2 separate regions of the Homo sapiens genome follow, and region 1 is linked to region 2. A link is a contact called in ENCODE Hi-C data. All regions are on one chromosome and are shown on one strand. Each heading gives the region's core, a stretch centred on a gene start or an enhancer-like site at or near the end of the contact. The rest is flanking DNA. Distances are from core to core; before and after follow the strand shown. Region 1 has its middle 6.7 kb from the start of MIR3660. Region 2 overlaps MEF2C-AS1 (MEF2C antisense RNA 1).

What was found. A loop is a pair of places that touch in the nucleus more often than their neighbours do. Pooled maps may share reads with other maps.
Region 1: a loop to region 2 is called in a map with no recorded cell type, with 2.6 times the contacts of the local background. The contact joins two enhancer-like sites. A Hi-C loop is called at or near these places in 5 of 37 single-sample maps with no recorded cell type and 3 of 50 pooled maps.

Annotation. Positions count from the first base shown.
Region 1 is chr5:90,019,553-90,027,242 of GRCh38, reverse strand. No RefSeq gene overlaps it. Among named protein-coding and RNA genes, the nearest start is that of MIR3660, 6.7 kb to the right of the region's middle. Within about 2 kb of position 6,407, at least 7 of the 41 ENCODE cell types and tissues checked have a DNase peak (open chromatin) inside an H3K27ac peak, as active enhancers do.
Region 2 is chr5:89,456,163-89,463,241 of GRCh38, reverse strand. The region is part of intron 8 of MEF2C-AS1 (MEF2C antisense RNA 1); the gene reads right to left. Among named protein-coding and RNA genes, the nearest start is that of LINC02161, 120 kb to the left of the region's middle. Within about 2 kb of position 5,106, at least 8 of the 41 ENCODE cell types and tissues checked have a DNase peak (open chromatin) inside an H3K27ac peak, as active enhancers do.

The DNA.
Region 1 (7,690 bases), core at 5,158-7,657, 560 kb before region 2:
ACTTTTCTCCATTCAATATGATGTTGACTGTGGGTTTATCATAGATGGCTTTTATTAGTTTGAGGTAAGTCCCTTGTCTGCCTATTTTGTTGAGGGTTTTTATCATAAAGAGATGCTGGATTTTGTCAAATGCTTTTCCTGCATCTATTGAGATGATCATATGGTTTTTGTTTTTAATTTTGTTTACATGATGTGTCACATTTATTGACCTGCATATGTTAAACCAACCCTGTATCCCTGGTATGAAACTATCTTGATCATGATATGTTATCTTTTTGATATGTACATGCAATATTCTTTAAAAATTGTGATGTGAACTTCAGGAAGTTGACCTTATCTTGTCATATGTTTTCATAGCACTTTGGACAGTGCTCTACATGGAATAATGACTTTATTAATATTTTCTAAATGATAATCTGATTTACATATACAAAAGATTTGCCTATGCTATCTGGGTTGTGATGTAAAATATTTAGTTGTACATCTAGAATTTTGTCAACTTAAGTTGGTAATTGTGCAGTTGCTACTAACTGTTGACGAAAACATCAATTATATATATTATTGCAATGGTTAATAAAGGGAAGGTGATCCTGAAAATATGGCATGTTATATGGAATAGCATTGATATGGGAAGTTGCAGCAGATTCCAAGCTTCTGCTTAAAATGTCTTTCTGGTGGTAGGTATCTTGGTATTCAGATAACTGGGTGGGTCAATTTGAATGAAATCTTACATATTGACTCATATTTAATTTATATGTATTTAGTATGAAAATTAATAAAAACAACAAGCTAAAACAATGAGAGACCAGAACATTTCAATTCATTCCCCACAGCTCTTAAAACAGAAAATATGTAGCTGTATTGAGCTCTGCATACCTGTAGCTAGGGTGTTTTATTGTTTGTTTGTTTTTTGTTTTTGTTTTTGGTGGTCCAGGGTTGCTCAGATAACACTGTATGTTGTGTTGTACTTCAAAATATAAAAGAAGGCAAAATAACCATTAAGAATTTATCTTCTTTTAAATTTGGAGATGTCCAAAATAGAGTCCACCTGCAGGGAAATGTAACCGAATTTCATTAAGCAATCACCTGCCAATATTTGAATTTTGAGAGGATGGTATTAAGTGTCTTCAAATTCTATAGAAATAATGTTAAAATAAATATAAATTAACTCAAACTAGCATCAGAGACACACTGAAATATAAATGAAAAACAGCATATAGATCTATATAGCCTGTTTATGTCACTCCAGAGATTTAGATAAAGAAAAACAAACATAACCTTTTCAGCTGTTTCACACAAGGGAAAAAAATTGAAACATTTGATTATAATTGTTTTAATGAGCTGTGATTTAAAGTGATGAAGTTGTAATGGTTTGGGTAAAAAATCTTCTGTTAATGAGTTTTTATTTCTATTAAAACCAACAAGATAAAAAATTCTCCAAGGATAAAGTTTAGTGGCAAAGCAGTGTTTACTTTCTGAAAATTAAAAATCCCTAATATTGACTACATTATTTTCAACAAACATGTTTATTAATTATTGGTATTACCATAGAAAGATATGTTAAAAGAAAAGTGAAATTATACAATAGACATAGAATGCATTTATGTGACTTGTTTTCATGCTAAACTTTGGCAATAAGGTAAACTTTGCCTGATTTTTGGGAGTCACTCAGCCTTTTTTATAATTTATATTTCCTTCAGGCACAGACAGAGTAGTCAAAAAAGTTGTTCCATGTGAAACAGTAAAACCATCATGTCCATTTAAAGTAGGATGTTGTAAATTGATGCTTGTTTTGGACACCCACTATCACTTTCTCACAAATGTGTGTCTCCAAAATGAACACTGTCTAAAGAGAAGTTAAATATATGGTGAGCAGATGTCTACCAATGTTTGCATCTTTTTTAAAAGGCAATGTAGGAATTCACATTTAATCTTATTAAAATTAAAAAAGATTAAATCTGGCCAGTGTAATTTATCTGTATATTAGAATTCTAAGTGATTGTCAGTGAGAAATACAAAGACTGTGAAGGGTTAGTGAAAGGAATTCTATTTAGGTGGCATTCCAGGGCTCAGAAAGTTTGGTAAGGACAATGAGGGCCATTAATTTTTTTAAATCATTTTATTTTATTTCAATAGTTTTTAGGGAACAGGTAGTTTTTGGTTACAGGGATACGTTCTTTAGCGGTGATTTCTGAGATTTTGGTGTACCTGTCACACAAACAGTGTACACTGTATCCAATATGTAGTCTTTTATCCCTTAGCCCCCATCCCATCTTTCCCCCTGAGTACCCAAAGTTCATTATATTATTCTTTTGCCTTTGCATCAGCATATCTTATCTGTACTTATAAATGAAAACATATTATGTTTGGTTTTTGCACTCCTGAGTTACTTCACTTAGAGTAATGGCCTCCAACATCCAAGTTGCTGCAAAAGACATTATTTCATTCCATTTTACGGCTGAGTAGTATTCCATGGTGTATATATACCACATTATCTTTATCCACTTGTTGGTTGATGGGCATTTAAATTGGTTCCATATTTTTGCAAATGGGAATTGTGCTGCTATAAACACGCGTGTGCATGTGTCTTTTTTGTATAATGACTTCTTTTCCTTTGGGTAGATTCCCAGTAGTGAGATTGCTGAATCGAATGGTAGTTGTACTTTTAGTTCTTTAAGGAATCTCCATACTGTTTGCCATAGTGGTTGTACTAGTTTACATTCCTACCAGCAGTGTAAAAGAGTTCTTTTTTCGTCACATCCATGCCAACATCTATTATCTTTTGATTTTTTTTAATTAGAGGGCCATTAATTTTTTCATTTGCTGCTCTTAAGGGTACAATCCCAAACAAAAGTTCACTCTCATCAGTGGAGAAAATAGCTTTGAATTTTGAACTTCTACATACTCAATTATAATTTAACCTGTAAGCTTCAAATAGCTAATGGCAATATCTATTTGGTATAACACACACACATACACATTCACAATCATTTTTTCAATCTGGCTTTATAGTAGGAAATACAATTGAGAAACTTCAGAAAAAAGGAGGCCAACATCTCAAACTTCTCTCCTAAACCTGGTTAGTTTTTTTTTCTTCTATATTTTAGTTTCACAAATTTAGGTATAATATTGAACTCCTTGTTAGTATAAAAGTTTAGATGTTGAAATAGTTTACTTACAAACCTAGTATATCGCCAAGAAGCTGGCAATATAAGAGGACATTTGATTCGTTAATTCCTGCAGGTATTTTACATCATTATGCAAATACTAAAAAAGTATAAAATAAAGTGATCTATAGTTTAAAGCCAGATAAGAAATAATGGTAGCCATAACAACAACAGCAACAACAACAACAATAATAGTTGCTAATAGTTATTGATTGCCTACTTATGCTACTCTCTGTTCTGAGCACTCTGATCATACCATCTAATTTCATCCTCACAAGAATATTGTGCAGTAGATACTGTTTCAGTCCTTTACTAGTGAGGAGACTGGCTCTGAAGTAATGTCAACAGCAAATGTCAAATCAGAATGTCCTAATACAAGGAAAGCTTAATTTGGGGTTTACAAGTCAATGGAGTTACCCTTATAATTACTCTGTGGGACTTAAAATGAACTAATAAAATGAAGTTCCAGCATGTTTCATAAATGTTTATTACATATATGATCCCTAGGTATTATATAGTATATACTACATTTCTAAACATTGCAAAATAATAATTTATTCACTTAAAAGATATTTATTGAGTTATTGCTGTCACCTGCCAGGAACTGTTCTAAACAGTGGGAATATGGTAGTTACTGAAACAATATCCTGTGCTAATAGAGCTTATTTTCTAGCATTACTGTATTGTGCATATCATATGTCAACTTGTTTGTCTCAAAAATTTGTTTCAGGATTAATCCATATACACATAAATTATTTTATGTTTTTGGTTGAAAACATAAAAGTATACCACAATTAACTGCACTACTCATAAACTGAAACATTCTTCAATTTTCTTTTATTATAAAGGATGCATTTGTGCCTGTGTCTTCTTGTGTATATGAGTAAGAATTTTTGTCTGGTGTGTAAATTTATGTATTTGCTGGGATAAGCTAGTTTTGCTGCCATAGGAAGCAACCTCCAAACCTCAGTGGCCTAACACAAGAGAAATTTTTTATCTTTCTCACATAAAATCTGTTAACAGGTTCAGATGATCCTTGAGGACAGCTCCTGACCATGTATGTGGCTCAGCATTCTGAGGCTGACTTGATTTTGTGTCCCCTACACATTAGCATATGCTTCCAAGATCATCTTCACAAGGCAAGATGGAGCTTGAGAGTCTTACACTGGCAATTACATATCCAGCAACACATGACAACATTGTTTGACTGTAAATTATTGGCTAGAACTAGTCCCACCCAAAGACATGGGGACTAGGAGTTTAATCCTTCTATATGCCCAGAAGAAGGAAAGAATATTTTCTCAATCTATCTGTGGAATTGCCCTGCCATTGAGTAAACACATTCTACATTTACAAGATACTGGCAAATTTATCCCCAAAGTGATAGTTCCAAGTTTATATTCCCATCATATGGATAGAGGATCCCTGTTTTCTCACAGACTCACCAGAGCCTGACATTGTCAGGCTTTATAAATGCTGGGCAATCTGATGCATGTGAAATGGTATCTCATGGTTTTAATTTGTACTTCCCTGGTTACTGGTGAGGCTGAATATTTATTTAGTTTCTGAAGTTTGCCTTTAGGGAGGAAAAGAGTGAAAGTGGGGTGGAGGTAGATATGAAGGACTTTAAATTTATCTTCATTGCTTTATTTCTTGAAAATATGATTTGAAAAAAGTACAGAAAAATGTGGGCAATTGTTAAATTCAAATAAAAATACGTTAAAGTAGCCTTACTCTTTTTGGTTACCACATTAAAGCAAGTTTAAAACTTATAATTGTTTTTAGAGCCACTTTTGCTTACCTCCAAGCTTGGAAACATGTTTTACTGTAACCCTGGTGACAAGACACACCCACAGATTCCCAATAAGTGCTCTTGAGACTTAGTACCTTTGCCCAACTTCAATTTAACTAAATCTCTTGGGATTTGGCCATCAGGAAAAAGAACATACTTGCTTTAATTCCAGTGAAAGTGAAATTGTTCTTGAGAATCCATAAATGTGAGAGTCTATGAGAAAGAGTATAGTGGATCTTTCTGACATGATGGATAGAGGAGGAACATTTACAGAGAAAGCAGTTCACTATATTTACCATCTGAAAAAAATACATATAAAAGCATTTAAACTTTGGACTTATTTATTATTTTTAATGTATTTTTATTTACATATGTGATTTTTGAAGAAAAATATAATCATTTCAAATTTAATATTACAGGTTAATTCAGCTAATTGGGCTACTCCACAGGTAAATATATTTTTTAGTCTTAATATCTTTGTAATTGAATTTGAAACTAAAATGTATCTGCTTTTTATTTTCCCCAGAGAATTTTTGTTTTAGTAATAAATTTCTTCTGTGACATACAGTCATATACTGGTTGATTTTGAGAGTTTCTTGATTTCCAGTAAACAACGTACTCCAAATTCTGATTTAAAAGATTTGTTTTGGTTTTTCTCCGGCTTTTTCTTTCCAGTGTTTCAGTGTGGGTTTTCCACATTTGATCTGACCAAATTTGGCCTCATGTCTCTGAGTTTTGGGTAGTTAAAGAAACTGTATTTTGAAATTAAATTCTTCCTTATATTTTTCTTATCTGTGAATGTTCCCAGAGTTTAATTCTTGGCCATTTCTCTTTCTCTTTTGTATGCTTTCCCTGAATCAACTGTGACTCATGGTTTTGACTTTCACTTCCATGTTGATAGCCCTCCTCTTTACAGAACTTCTTCTATTTATGCTTTGGTTAGGTTCCAAAAGGTTGGTTTAAGTCTGTTTGCAAAGTGACACTTAAAATGAGTAACTGCTAACACCCTCTGATGGTACCAGGCAAAGTTGATTGTTTTTTTTTGTTTTTTCTCCTTTTCCTGGCTCAGCGAGTTCGTTTGAGTCATAAGAGAAACTTTTGTTTCGTTTACCCCAGCTTCAAAATTCTATATATCTCAGCTGCTTTTGGGACTTACTCCCTTTGTGCACTATCTCCTCAAACTAAACATATTAAAATTTGAGATCATTTTCATCTCAAATAAGCTGTGACTTTCTCTCTCTCTCTCTCTCTCCGCTGCCTTTATTTATTTATTTATTTATTTATTTATTTATTTATTTATTTTAAAAGTAGATGATACCATTCAATTCACTGGAACTCAGAGTCTCCAAAATGCTTATTCTTCTTTCATCATTTTCATTTCATACATTTATTTGCATCAAATCCAGTTGTTTCTCTGGAGTCTTACATTCTTTGCCAGACCATGATGGTGGGCTGTACATTCAACATCATGCATTAACTACTGTAGTTTCAAAATTAATCATCATATGTGTTGAAAACTATGGCAGAGTGCTACTTCTCTCAGTCTTCTATGGCTCCTGTGTCTTCTACCTACTGCTACTCCATCTATCTTCCTGCAAGGCCGGTTTTACATGCTAGTCTTTGGCTCAAAAGCCTATATGGACCCATGATTATTACTGGATAAGATTTAGACTCCAAAGATGGCATAAAATGCCACAATAATTGGATTTACACAAATAGATAAAATTTATTTTCTATCTTTATATAGGGAATCCTGAATTTCATGAAATTCGGACATTTGCTCACAGATGCAACTTGCACATTTGCTACTGCAAGCTTTTACTCATTCTGCTACTGGCCCTGGATTGCCCTCACCCTCTTTTCTCATATGAATCTCATTGATATTTTAAGAACCTGAAATCCTTCTTCAACATCTTCAGTTTTCAATGCCCTCATTTGTTGTTATTTATTTGTTTATTTTGAGGCAGAGTCTCACTCTGTTGCCCAGGTTGGAGTGCAGTGGTGCGATCTCATCTCACTGCAACCTCCACCTCTGGAGTTCAAGTGATTCTCCTGCTTAGCCTCCCGAGTAGCTGGGATTATAGGCGCCACTCCACCATCCCTGGTTAAATTTTGTATTTTTAGTAGAGATGGGGTTTTACCATGTTGGCCAGGCTTGTCTCAAACTCCTGATCTCAAGTGATCCACCCACCTCGGCCTTCCAAAGTGCCAGGATTACAGGCATGAGCCACCACGCCCGGCCGATCCCCCATTTTAAAATCATTTTATTATAAATGCAACACAAACTTAGAAGATTTCAAAAGTCCAGGGAATCTTCACAACGTTGGAAAAAAAAAAAGCATACTACCATCTCATCTAATCCTGAATGATTTACTTTGACTTTCATCATTATTTTCATGATTTCATCATTATATTGAGTTTCAGATACGTCTTACTTACTACCCAGTTCCAACTTCATACCTTCAGCTGCATATAGAACTTTCCCACCTGTATGGCCATAATCTCAAGCAATTATTACCGTTTTAACATATTTTTCCAGTCTTTTTAAAAATATGCATTTTTATATGTTCAATGATTTTATATTATAATATTAGGCAAAATGTAAAACAAAACTTGTAATGGCTGTATTTCACTCTAACATATATATTTGCTCACCATTCCGATATAATAACGTATCTTTAATTTTAATTCCTCATTATTTCTTACTATACATGATGCTAAAGAGAACATT
Region 2 (7,079 bases), core at 3,857-6,356:
CATGGAGGTATGAGGTATCCATCCCCTCAGGCATTTATCCTTTGATTTACAAACAATCCAATTACACTCTTTAAATTATTTTAAAATGTACAATTAAGTTATTATTGACTAAAATTTTGCTTTAGAATTATCTTTCAATGTATCAGTTTTCCTCATAGGCGAACTCCTTTAAAGTAGGGATTGTGCCTTGATCATCTTTATATTCTATTGTCTACCACATAGTCTGCATTATAATGGTCACTCACTTAAATATCTAGTGATGAGTGAATGAGTTTTCTTATATCTGTTAGCCCCTTCATCTTAATCCCTCCTAATCATTCCTATATAACAGAATTAATACCCATTCCCATATAGAAGAGTTAATTCTTCTTCTCACAATTTATAAACTCGGTTTTTTGCTTTTGTTTTGTTGTTGTTTTTGTTTTTTTAAAGACTGCCTTGATTGTCAGTGTATCACTAGGGCCTGGCTTAAACAATAGTCATTAAACAGATGAATATTGACTTAATAGCTCTGGATGGGACAATAAATGTAGTCTGTATACACAGAACTACATGATTTGAAGATTCATCATACTACTAAAGGCTTCAATAAATCTCAGAAAAATTGACATTGCAATTTTAATATTAAGTATTAAAATAAAGCATTGTACTACTTTAGAACATTTGTCATGAATTATACCAATTCAATACTTTTATTGATTTATCTGTAGAAATGTCTGCATTCCTATTTCATCATCACAGACAAAGCCTACACCCATATAGACAACGGACATTTTTGGATAGCCTGATAGTTGTATGGTTTAAATGCAATATATCACTCTATCTTAATAATTGTGTGAAGTGTGTATTATTTTCATCTCCATTTTGTAAACGAAAAATCAGGCTTCAATGATTTTAGAAAGTTATCCATGCCTACATCTAATGAGTGGCAAAACTGGGATTCAAACTGATTTATCAGATTTCAGAGAATACATTTTTAGTACCATAGCCAGCTACCAGTGCTTTAGAAATATACAGATATTTAGACTTGTTTATTACATTTATATGCACATTTTTTATCCTCAGATTTTTACATAAATTATGGCTTAAAAATTTAATTAAAAACCTGATAAATATATGTTGTGAGAAAGACAACTTGCACATTGCATTTTCCAAAGACAGCTGAAACTCCTATACCATATCTTACAGGCTCCTCTGCAATATGACCTTGCCACTCCCTGATCAAGTTGTGGAGTCTCTCTCTTGAACCTGTGCTGGCCTTAGTGGCTCTCCTGAAATCAATAAAATGAGGCTGGAAGGATGACATATGAATTTTGAGGCCAGGTCAGAAGGAGCCTTGCAGCTTCTTCCTTGGTCTCATAGACAGATCACCCTCTGGATATTTCCTTTCCAGCTACTCTCTTTTAGATCTCATATATCATTTTTAATTTTAATTTTATAGATTCAGGAGGTACATGTGCAGGTTTGTCACATGGATATATTGCATGATGGTGAGGCTTGGGCTTCTAGTGTACCCATCACCTAAATAGTAAACATTATACCCAGTAGGTAATTTTTCAACCCTCACCTCTCTCCCACACTCCCCGCTTTTGAAATACTCAGTGTCTATTATTCCACCCTCTATGTCCATGTATATCCACTGTTTAGCTCTCACTTATAGGTGAGAACATGTGATATTTGACTTTCTATTTCTGAGTTATTTCACTTAAGGCAATGGCCTTCAGTTTCAATCATGTTGTTGCAAAAGACATGATTTTATTCTTTTTATGGCTGCAGAGTATTCCATGGGGTTTATATACTACATTTTCTTCATCCAGTCATTTGTTGATGGACACTTATATGATTCCATGACTTTGCTATTGCAGATACTGCTGTCATAAACATACAAGTGCAGGTGTCTTTTTGATATAATGATTTCCTTTGGGTAGATACACGGTAGTGAAATTGCTGGGTGGAATGGTAGTTCAATTTTTAGTTATTTGAGAAATCTCCATATTTTTTTCTGTAAGGGTTGTACTAATTTACATTCCCACCAACGGTGTATAAGCATTCCCTTTTCTACACATCCTCACCGATATCTGTGGCTTTTTAACTTTTTAATAACAGCCATTCTGACTGGTGTGTGATGGCATCTCATTGTGGTTTTGATTTTCATTTCTCTGATGATTAGTGATATTGGGCATTTTTTCATGTTTGTTGGCCACCTGTATGTCTTCTGAGAAGTGTCTGTCCATTTCCTTTGTCCACTTCTAAATGGGATTGTTTTTTTCTTCTTGAGTTGTTTTGAGTTGCTTCTGGATTCCGGATGTTAGTTCTGTGTCAGACACATAGTTTGCAAATATTTTTTCCCATTTTGTAAGTTGTTTGTTTACTCTGTTTATTATTATTATTATTTTTTCTTGCTGTGCAGAAGCTCTTTAATTAAGACCCATTTGTCTATTTTTCTTTTTGTTGCATTTGCTTTTGAGGTCTTGGTCATAAAATCTTTGCTTATGCCAGAGTCTGGAAGAGTTTTTCCTATAAGATTTTTATAGTTTCAGGTCTTGCATATAAGTCTTTATTAATCTTGAGTTAATTTTATATATGGTAAAGGATAGGGGTCCAGTTTCATTTTTCTGCATATGGCTATTTAATTGTTTCAGTACCATTTACTGAATAGAGTGTCCTTTTTCCACTTCATATTTTTGTTGACTTTTTGAAAATCAGTTGGTTGTAGGTAGCCACACTTCATTTTTTGAAAGGCTCAAACTACATGGAGAGGTCACAAGCTGCACTCCATTGACAGTCAAAGCTGAGTTCAGATTTGGAGGTATTCCAACCAGGCAACATTTATGTGAATGAACGAGCTTCTAGCTCATTCCACACCCCAGCAACACTGGTAATCTCCATCATTTGAGTTTCCTCAATTAATGCTGCAGACATAGAGCATGATAATAGAATAAGCCATATCCACTCTGCCTTGTTCTGACCCATGGATTGTTTGAGCATAATAAAATGGCTCTTGTTTTATTGTAGTGAAATTTGGGTGATTTTATTTTATTTTTTTACAGAGCAGATATCAGACATCTTAGAACTAGGAGGTTTACCCTCTATTATTCAAGCCTTAGTGAACTACTTGATTCTACCTGCCTAAGAACAAATGGTAAAAAGTACAAGTTCTGAAATATTCCACAAAATACTATTTTTAATGCGTATTTACTATCACACAAGTCTGATTCGTGAATACATAAATTCCAAAATTGTTTAAATTAATAATGGAAGATGAGACATAATGATTAAGTAAGTCAAATTACTGTATCAGATGTTGATAGAGTTGAATAATCTCTCCATTTCCCACTTCAACTCCTCAGAATGGGAGATTTAACAACTTTAGGATATTTGTCATTCTTGATAACTACCTACCCAGCTAGTGCCTTTTACTGCTTTGTAGATATGGCAGTGCAGACACAAAATCTATGAAACTTTATTCAAATCAGATTTATGACAATGTAAATAGTAGTACTCGACTTAACTGCTACTGTTTAAATAAAATCTAAATAATATATGATGAGCACAAACAGGCTTTCTAGTCAATTAACTGTTACTAGAAAGAGGAAAATTCTTCTCATCATTATTTCTCTATTTGCTCTATCATTTTTTCCTATCATAAAGATGGTCTCTAAGTAAATCTAGTCATAGACAATGTAGCCAAGTAGATAAAAGTTATAGGTTACAATCTCTAGCTTCTAATGTCTTTCTTATGGGTGAAATATCAATAGATTTTGTTCCTGTTTTTATTCAAATTGATGTGGTAGAGTAAATGTATTGAGTGCTGAGGAAAAGGGAAGCTAAAATTCCTAGGACTAATTTTTGACAATCCAAACCTTCATATATACCACTCTCTGAAATATGTTTGTCCACAATTGTTTTCAGTGTTATCAACATTTAAGGATTGTGATTTTTTTTTGTCTACATTTGATGAATACTTGGATTTTGGCTTTCATTCCACACCCAGAATGTATTATATACATGTGTGTGAATGCATATATATGAATAATTGTGCAAACCATATCTTACAGTAGGTAATTCATCTATCTTTATTTTTAGAATTTTACAAAACATATTGCAATAAATATTAAAAATCAGAACTGAAAATATCACAAACCTATTAAGATTAAGGTTTATTTGTATTATTCTTTATAAAGTGAATGAAGCATTTGTTAATGTCAACATTTTTGTTATTTAATTGCCTAGCTCAGTGCAAAAGGACAGCTTTAAATATATATTTCTTCAAATGGTGAACTAATCATCATTTAAATGGCATTTGCCTTTGCTTAACATGGCTTCCTGGTTCTCAGATAAGGCTAAAATGAAAATGAAATTCTTGATCCATCCACTGCTATTTTTTTTTTGGTGCAAAAAAGTCATATTAATAAGAACCTTAAACTGATAGGAAATATGTCCAGCCCTGGATGTAGTTAACAATCTAATTAAAAGGACAATTTGGCAATTGATATGCTATCAGAAAAGAGAAAGTGAGAGAGAAAGAGAGAGACAGAGAGAGAGAGAAAGAAAAGGCAGGAGAAAACCCAGGGCCTGGCAACAAATTTGTCTCTTAAATGCTCACTTTCAAGTGTGTCTGGTTTCTAGTGCAGTTTGTTTCAGAAGGGATCAATTTTTTCCCCTTTTCCCTATTCTACTTTTGCACTGGTATTGTCTGAATCCCAGAGTGAGCAGCAATACATCATCTTGCTTCAACATCTGCTAGAGCCCCCTCTCCTCCTAATCTGCCCAGATCCCCAAAGCCTTTTCCACCTGCTATAGCGCCAAATGCTCATTACAGCATACAGCTATGCCCTTCATTGTCCTTTCTCCCAGATCCTCAAGGTTAACATGGAACAATGACTATTATTAAGTGGGGGCTTCAGGAATATAAAAGCAGACTGGGCAAGGAGAGAGAGGGTGGGGCAGTGGAAGCATTGGGTAGCATGCCAGGAGAGCTGGCAGGAAAGAGCTGCTAGAAAGCTGTGGCCAATTTTCCAGTCGAAACATGAGTCACTGAATAGAGATGCCCTAGACATAAATAGCTTCCCTGTTCATTGCCCAGGACAAGCAGAGACCACACCCTTCAGTGGTTTTGTGTCAGGGTACTTTTGGATATGGCTTTGAGCAACTAGCGCAGGAAGAGAGATAAAAATGGCCAATTTGAGAAGGCTGGCAAGTCTAGAAGTTGTGTTTACTCCTTGGCCAACTGTAAATTGTAACCAATTGGAAGTTGTTCTACGTCTTTTTTTAATACAAATCACCAACCTGTTCCTTCTATTTGCATCATCACACCAACCACCAATGGAAAATCTGAGACACATTAGCTTAGACTGCTTAGAAAACAATGAAATTCAGAATCTCTCTGACTGTATTCATTTAGATTATCATAGAATCTGAATTATTTTTAAAGGAATCTAATGGTTGGGGGAGGCAGCTTTACTTTAGATTTCCTGTCTTTGGCAGCTGTGTACCTCACTCCCAGATGCCATACTTGGTGCAATTTCCTTTTAGTTTTGTAGGAGATATTTTAAGAAGTTAAACACTGTTTCCTCAGTGACATTCATAGGGATGATCTAGATAAACCACATGAATGTCAGCTGGCCTCTAGCAGAATTGGCCAGCTCTGTCCTGGACATCCTTTCCTGTTAACGCACCCTTGGACAATGTCTCCAGCAGGATCAAGTCGCTCCCTGTTGCTCTTCCTCTCCTGGAAGTAGTATAAAACCACGGGTTCCCTCTAAGGCCACCTAGTAAAATTTTACTTGCTTCCACCACCCAGAACCCCAAGGAAGTGTGTTAACCATCCCATAGCCACAAAATGTGCTGATCTAAATAAAACACAGGCCATCCAGCTCAGTGTTCTAGCCAACACACTGGAGGGGCTGAACAAGATCTCATTAATAAAATCAGTTAGGTGTAAAACAACCTGGGCTAGATAAAGTCAGAGTTTGTTTACTTACTCCACTAATGACAACACACCTAAACTGTCAGACTTAACACTAGGAAGAGTGTTATAGTTCCCTTTTCTATTTTAAAATCCAAGTTTGAAAGTCACAACTAAACTTAGATAGACAATTTTTTAATTGCAATTAGGAAATAAGAGAGACACATTGAAAAATAAAAGTTTTTCCTTTCACTTGGATTGATCAAGATACTAGATCTTCGTTGCGGGTTTGTGTGAAGATAGAAAAGTAACTAGAGTTTAGCTAAATGGTGAACATTTCAGGAACATATTCTTAAAAGTTTAAAATTTAAACCTTGTCCTAGACATTTCATATACATTTGCCTCCGTTTTAAGATTGAGAAGTAGTAAGTAAATGCTAATAAAAAGTATTTTATGTGGGTGTAGCTTTATATATAAGTAAAAAATAAGGAGAAAATAGTTTTTACTGAGGTAAATCTTATGGAGCATATGAATGCTTTAAAGTATAGTCCTAGCTCTTTCATAGGCTTGCATTGGAATTGCTATTTCACTGTAATATTGGGAAAGTTTCATTTTACCTCCCTGGGCTTTATTTTTACCTTATAGAATGAGGGTAGAAATGGTATTTCACCTTCCTCAGAAGGTTATTTGAGGATAAATGAAAAAGCTTTGGAAAGTGAAGGTGCCTAGAATGTAGTAAGAGGTCAATCCATTTCAATTGGTATTGTTGCTAATCTATTCTACTTGATGACGTTTGCAAGACATTTTATGATTCCAAAGGACTCTATTTCTTTTATCCTTCATTCCTTTCTTTCTCTGTTTTATGATTTTTATTACTTTTTTTTATTAGTTCACAAGCCTAAATTCTATTTTAATCACTTATTACTTATTTCTATTCAAACCTTTTGAAGAGTAGGATTCTGTTTTAATTCTTTCACAAGTTTCACGATCTTGAATGAGATGATAATAAGATGGTACAACTATAAATACCACAAATTAGGGGAAAAAAAGTATCAATGACTGAGTCTTAGTCAGTTTGGTCTGCCATAACAAAATATCATAGACTGACTGGCTTGAATGACAGAAACTTAATTTCTCACAGTTCTGAATGCTGAAAGTTCAGGAACAGGGT